Linked DNA regions of Mus musculus: region 2 is linked to region 1. A link is a contact called in ENCODE Hi-C or POLR2A ChIA-PET data. All regions are on one chromosome and are shown on one strand. Each heading gives the region's core, a stretch centred on a gene start or an enhancer-like site at or near the end of the contact. The rest is flanking DNA. Distances are from core to core; before and after follow the strand shown.

Region 1 (2,702 bases), core at 108-2,607:
TTGCTCAGGCTCTCAGAGATGCAGAAATCCAAAGTGCACAGCTGCAACTGGAGCCCAGCTGTCAGGCGCCAGGCAAGGGAAGAACAGGGCAGTAAACATCCAAGAAAGTGTTTGAGGAAGCATGGGTTACAGGTTCGGCCCTTCAAACCCTAGCCGTCTCTCTCTCTGACCAGTCCACTTTTGTTTGTTTTGTTTTTAAACTTTCTTTTTCAGTGTTATAGAAAGAACCCAAGAACTCTTGAACGCTAAGTGACCATGTCACTGCTGAGCTACAAAGCTAGCCCTATTTTTATTATTGTTTTTTATTTTAATGACAGGACCTCAAGAATCCTAAGCTGGGTTTAAACCTGTAGACATTATTATCCCACAGCCTACTCCACCTTTGTCCATAGCTCTCCCCTTCCTAGAATGCTCCCCAGACCCGTTCTTTGGCATCTATCACGGCCCTCTCCGGAAAGCCTTCCTTCACCCTACTGCTGTCTTTTCAAGCCACGGAGTAACAGATTCTGTTCTTTGCATCTACTAAGAACCGAGACTTATCTGAAGTGCTAAGGCCTTTGCGAATACAGTTTAATTCTCCCGCCAAAATCGCAAAATGGGTGTTACCCTTTAATCTCCTCGGAACAGAAAGCCAAGCCCTGCCCCCAGACAGTTAGGGTCTCCCCAAGGTCACAGGGCTCTCCAGCGCCGCGCAGTCAGAACGTGGAACCAAGATCCCCTCATTTTCCAAAAGCTGGACTCTAGGGCTCTGCTGCTACACCTGTGATCCCAGCAGAGAGGAGGCAGGAGGATCACAGGATTGAAGCCACTTTGGGGTACTCAGCCAATCCTAGGCTAGCCAGGGATACAGAGTGAGGCAAACAAGCAACAAAAAGCCCTGCTCAGAGCAACTCCACAACCCCATTAGTCTCACGCCCTGAAAAAGGCAACTTCGGAGTGCACACAATAATAAACACGCCCTGCTGCACACGCTATACATCCTGTGTTAATTACGGAAACTCGTCTTTTCCCATCCCCACCGCCAAGGTCCGAAGCCCGCGCAAACACCGCGCGCGCCCTGCACCCAAACGCGCGCGCAACCAGAGCGACTCGGCGCGTGCGCGCTGCGCGTCCCCGGCATAGGGGCGGGCGCGGCCTGCGCTCCGGTGTGCGGCCCGGCGAAGCGCGTACTCACGGCGTGGCGGGTGGCGCCGGCGTTGACTGTGACATGTAGGCCTCGGCGGCCGCAGGTTACGATCGGTTCCCTCCAGCGCGGGTTCCCGACCCAGGCGGAGGCCCGGGACGCCGTCCGGGGCAGCAAGCCCACGGCTGCGCGACCTCCGAACGCCCACATGCTACTCCAGCTCCGCGGCCGCTCCGCCCCGCGCGAGGACTCGGTGGTGCCACCTGGTGGCCGTGCCCCCCCCCCGCCCCCCCCCGCCCCCCCCCCCCCCCGAGCGCCGCGGCTGGGCTCCTGCGCGCAGGTCCAGCACTACAGCCCTGTGCAGACCTTTAACCAGAACCCAGAACCTGCTCTGCGCCAAACTCGCAACGTATCCCTTGGGCAGCACTAGTGTGTAAACACTGACCCCTGCAAGTTTATTCGCTGACAACAATTTTACAGAGTGGTAGTGGGTGATTCTGAAGATACGCTGGTGATCAAAATAGCTTTGCTTAAAAAACAAAACAAAACTAGTTCTAACAGCTAGCTTCAACTGCCCGATCATCTCAAATTCCGCATCTCTTAGGCAATAGAAGTACCAGGCAGCATGAATGGAGGAGGGGCTTCCGTAGCCCCAGGCTCAGCCGAGGAACTATTGGTTGCTGATGGCTATAGGATGAGGGAGGGTGAGTTTTCTTCTGGGATATGGCCTCTGATTGGCTGTCCTAGCTCCATGGGGATGGTCCTACACTGTATACACTGTTAGGGCTAAGTGGAGTCGGTTTAAAAAAAAAAAAATTCAGAGCGGTGGTAGTGTACACCTTTAATCCCAGCACCCGAGAGGCAGAGTCAGGTATATGGAGTTCGAGGCCAGCTTGAGCTACATAGTGAGTTTCAGAACAGCCGGAGCTACATAGTGAGACCTAGTCAAAATAAATAAGTAAATAAACAAATAAACACATAAATAAATAAAAATTTAAAAAGGAACATAAAATTGGGAGGAGGGGTGGGGTGGTTCGGTAGGAGTTGGGAGTGGCAGGTGAGTTTGATCGAAAACACATTGTATACATGTATGGGATTCTGAAACAACAGTAGGAATAAGGAAGTGCCCGGCTGAAGTACCCGAATGCTTCTTGGATGAGGAGTAGTCAGGACTGGTGATTGGTTCTCCTCATAGCTGTTTTTTTTTTTTTCCCCCCCAGCAGCCCCAACAGGTTCCTCACACTCCTGGTAGTTCTCCTGGCTTTTATGTCAGTGTGAGAAGGAGTCTGTGCATTGTCTCGGGTTGCCATTATGACACTGGAGAACTCTGAGCTTCAAGAGTTAAGAGACAGTGTCAGAGGAGTCTTTTGCCTCCAGGGTCTCAAGAAGGATTGAATGACAGCAGCGGTCAGCAGCAAAGCGTTTAAGAACATCCTCCATGTACCACCTGACTTGGGATACTATTGCTTCTGATTTCCCACAAAAAGCCACAAAGGAAAGGGGAAGTTTGTAGTGACTGCTAATGCAACCCTCCCCCTCTCTCTTTCTCTCTCTCCTTCCTTCCTCTCCTTCTCCCTCT
Region 2 (2,702 bases), core at 145-2,644, 310 kb before region 1:
TAGATAGATACTACGGTTCTACCACTTGGCAATTATGTAACCTCAAGCAAGTACATTTCTTTCATTGAATATTTGGGCTCCTGAGCTACAAAATAAAGCAGCAGCCTTCCCGATTAGATGCCTCTAGCTCCCTTCTTAGGTTCACTGTTAAAAACCTGCTCACCTTCTGCAAGCAGGCTTGAGGCACACAGGCAAAGCAGCTCACAAGACAATTCTCCTTGCTTGGAAGTCTCTTGTGCCCTGCCCCCTCTCTCCCTCTTGTCCTCCCACCCCCAAGTCCACTGTGAATTCCTCTTTTTGGGTTAGAATCCACACACAGTATCTAACAGGCACTGGAAAAGCCTCTGCAGACCTGGGGCCTCCAGCCACTTGGCAAGAGCAGGACGATGATTCATCCTGAATGTTTGCCTCTTGCCTTTTAGTTAAGGCAAAACACAAGAGAGCTTGCCAGCTACTGGGATAAGAGGAGCTCCCTACTCAAAAACCATAAGCCTGAGGCAAGGCGTGGGTGGCAGAGCTTCCTACTCTGAAAAGGACACAGACTGCAGATTCTCTCTTGGAGCAACCTCTTAATCCCCTGGCCCTCTCAAGTTTCCTTGTTGGATGCTCAGACTCTACCCTGATGTACTTAGTCCAATTTTAGTAAGAAAACTGCACCCTTCCGGTCTGACCAATACCTCATTCTCTGCCTGCCTTCCATCTTCTCACTTTGACCTGCCTTCTGCAATCATTTGATTGAATTGATAAATCAAGAATTACCCGAAGGCTGGGAATGTGGCTCCATAGGAGCAGACTTGCCCAGCGTGCACCAAGTTTTGGGTTCTAACCCCGGCAACAGGACACTACCACCACACACCCTACTAGAAATCTCTGTCGTTGGGCTGAATCTGACCTCTCTCCCTCACTACAGACCCTCTTGAATAAAGTCACACCTTGCCTTAAAAAAAAAAAAAAAAAAAAAGAGCAGTGGGACATTTACTTTTGTTTTTTCCATCTAGACCTACAACATCAATAGATATAAATAAATTCTAGTGTTTCTTGTTTTTATTTGGGGTGGGAGGCAGGAGGGAAATAAAGGGTTAGAGAAAGAACTGAAAACAGGTGACCTCCTAATTTTTCTTCTTAACAGGGAGTACTGCCATTCTGACAGCAGGGTCACCTACAGGTCACATTTTGAGTTTATAACAACAGCATCCTGTGAAATTCTAAAGGAGAAAATGTTTGCTTCTTTTGACACATATGCCCACCAAGCGCACCTTGCCTTTAAACCTTTTTTTTTTTCCCTGTTCTCAATACTTGTCTCCTTGCTATGACCTGCATGCACTACCTGCCAAGGTGAACAGCATTGCCCTCTCTCTTCTTGCTTATCTTTGCCTCCTCAGCCCCTGGCCCTCTGCCTAGGAGCCTGTAGCTCAGTAAATACCTGTTGAGTGACTAGCTGAGTGAAGTGGAAGAAAAGTGCTGCCTTCTGGCTGCAGGCCTGACTTGCTTTTCAGAAGCCCCAGGGAGGAACACCTTGTAAACAAAGATGGCTGTGTTGAGGCCTTTTCCAGGGGCTCCCTCAGTTGTTCTCAGCTGTGGCAGCCCAGGGAAAGGTGGAGATAGGCTCCTTTGTTTTGCCTCAAAATCTCCTCTCCCGTGGAGAGGCTGGAGGCAGCTCCAGTTCTTCTGATGTTGAGGGATTTAAAGAGCCTTGGACTTTGGCACTGCAGGCCTCTCCAGGGATCTTCAGTTACTCACAGCCTCCTATACAGAGAGGAGGTACCGGGTGTGTGGGGCCAGTGCCTACTTGCTCCTGCTCCCTTCCAGTCTCCTCTTCAATGTCCAGGCGAACACCATAGAAAACCGGTTCAGGGGAGACAGGTGACTTAGACTCAAGTGGGCCTCAGACCAATGCAAACCAGTGTAACCCAGAAACAAGATTAAGGTCAGAACACAAACAGAGGAGTTTTGAAAGTTAATCTGAAAGATCTTTTTTGTTGTTGTTGTTTTGTTTTAAGGCTGAGCCAGGGAATCTGTAGATCCTGCTGAAACCCGGACACTCAAGAAAGCAAACAAAAGCAAGGAGGCAAGGGCAAACTGGTTAGGGCCAGTAACTGCCAAGGTGAGTGTCAATCCAACCAGACTGTCCTTGTTCCAAGGAGCTTCAACAAACCTTCCCCACCCCCAGCCCCTGTCGTGTGTGTGTGTGTGTGTGTGTGTGTGTGTGTGTGTGTGTGTGTGATGCCAAGTGTGTGCAGGTGCCCTCTGAGGCCAGAGGGGGCATCAGATCCCCTGAAGCTCCCAACATGAAGACTAGAAACAGAACTCTGGAAAAATAGCAGTCACCCTTTACTGCTGAGACATCTCTCCAGGCCAGCATGGTAGACTTTAGATAATAAAATCTCGGTGGAGATTAGATTAACTCCTATACAAGGACAGACACATTTTGAATGATGAGCAATGTGTCCCCCAAACCTATTCTAACCCTTCCCCATAGAAATAAATACACACGTTCGTTCGTGGCTGATCTGCAGATGAAGCAGTCTCCCATGGCTCTTAAGTAAAGCGATGTACTCCCCTGCAATAACCGTTCACTTGTCTTGTACTTTAGACCTAGCCGATGCTGACTTCTAACTTACATGACACAAAGGACCTGCACAGCGGATGCCATGACTATGGACTATAATAATTTTAAAGGGGGTTGTATTATGAAACTATAA

Evidence for each region. A loop is a pair of places that touch in the nucleus more often than their neighbours do. ChIA-PET counts read pairs that join two places held with the same protein, here RNA polymerase II (POLR2A).
Region 2: a map of gastrocnemius shows a loop between it and region 1 (2.8-fold over the local background). The contact joins the enhancer-like site here to the promoter of Fxn in region 1. A Hi-C loop is called at or near these places in 6 of 37 maps with a recorded cell type or tissue (Patski, gastrocnemius, heart and 1 more). POLR2A ChIA-PET finds 5 or more read pairs at or near these places in 2 of 5 experiments (both embryonic stem cell).

What each region holds. Positions count from the first base shown.
Region 1 is chr19:24,279,233-24,281,934 of GRCm38, forward strand. It overlaps Fxn (frataxin), which reads right to left and starts at 1,358. Exons shown (of 5, transcript NM_008044.3): 1 at 1,175-1,358. The coding sequence starts at 1,333.
Region 2 is chr19:23,966,914-23,969,615 of GRCm38, forward strand. No RefSeq gene overlaps it. Among named protein-coding and RNA genes, the nearest start is that of Gm34076, 51 kb to the left of the region's middle. Within about 2 kb of position 1,395, at least 2 of the 3 ENCODE cell types and tissues checked have a DNase peak (open chromatin) inside an H3K27ac peak, as active enhancers do; they include gastrocnemius and heart, where a contact is called at or near this core.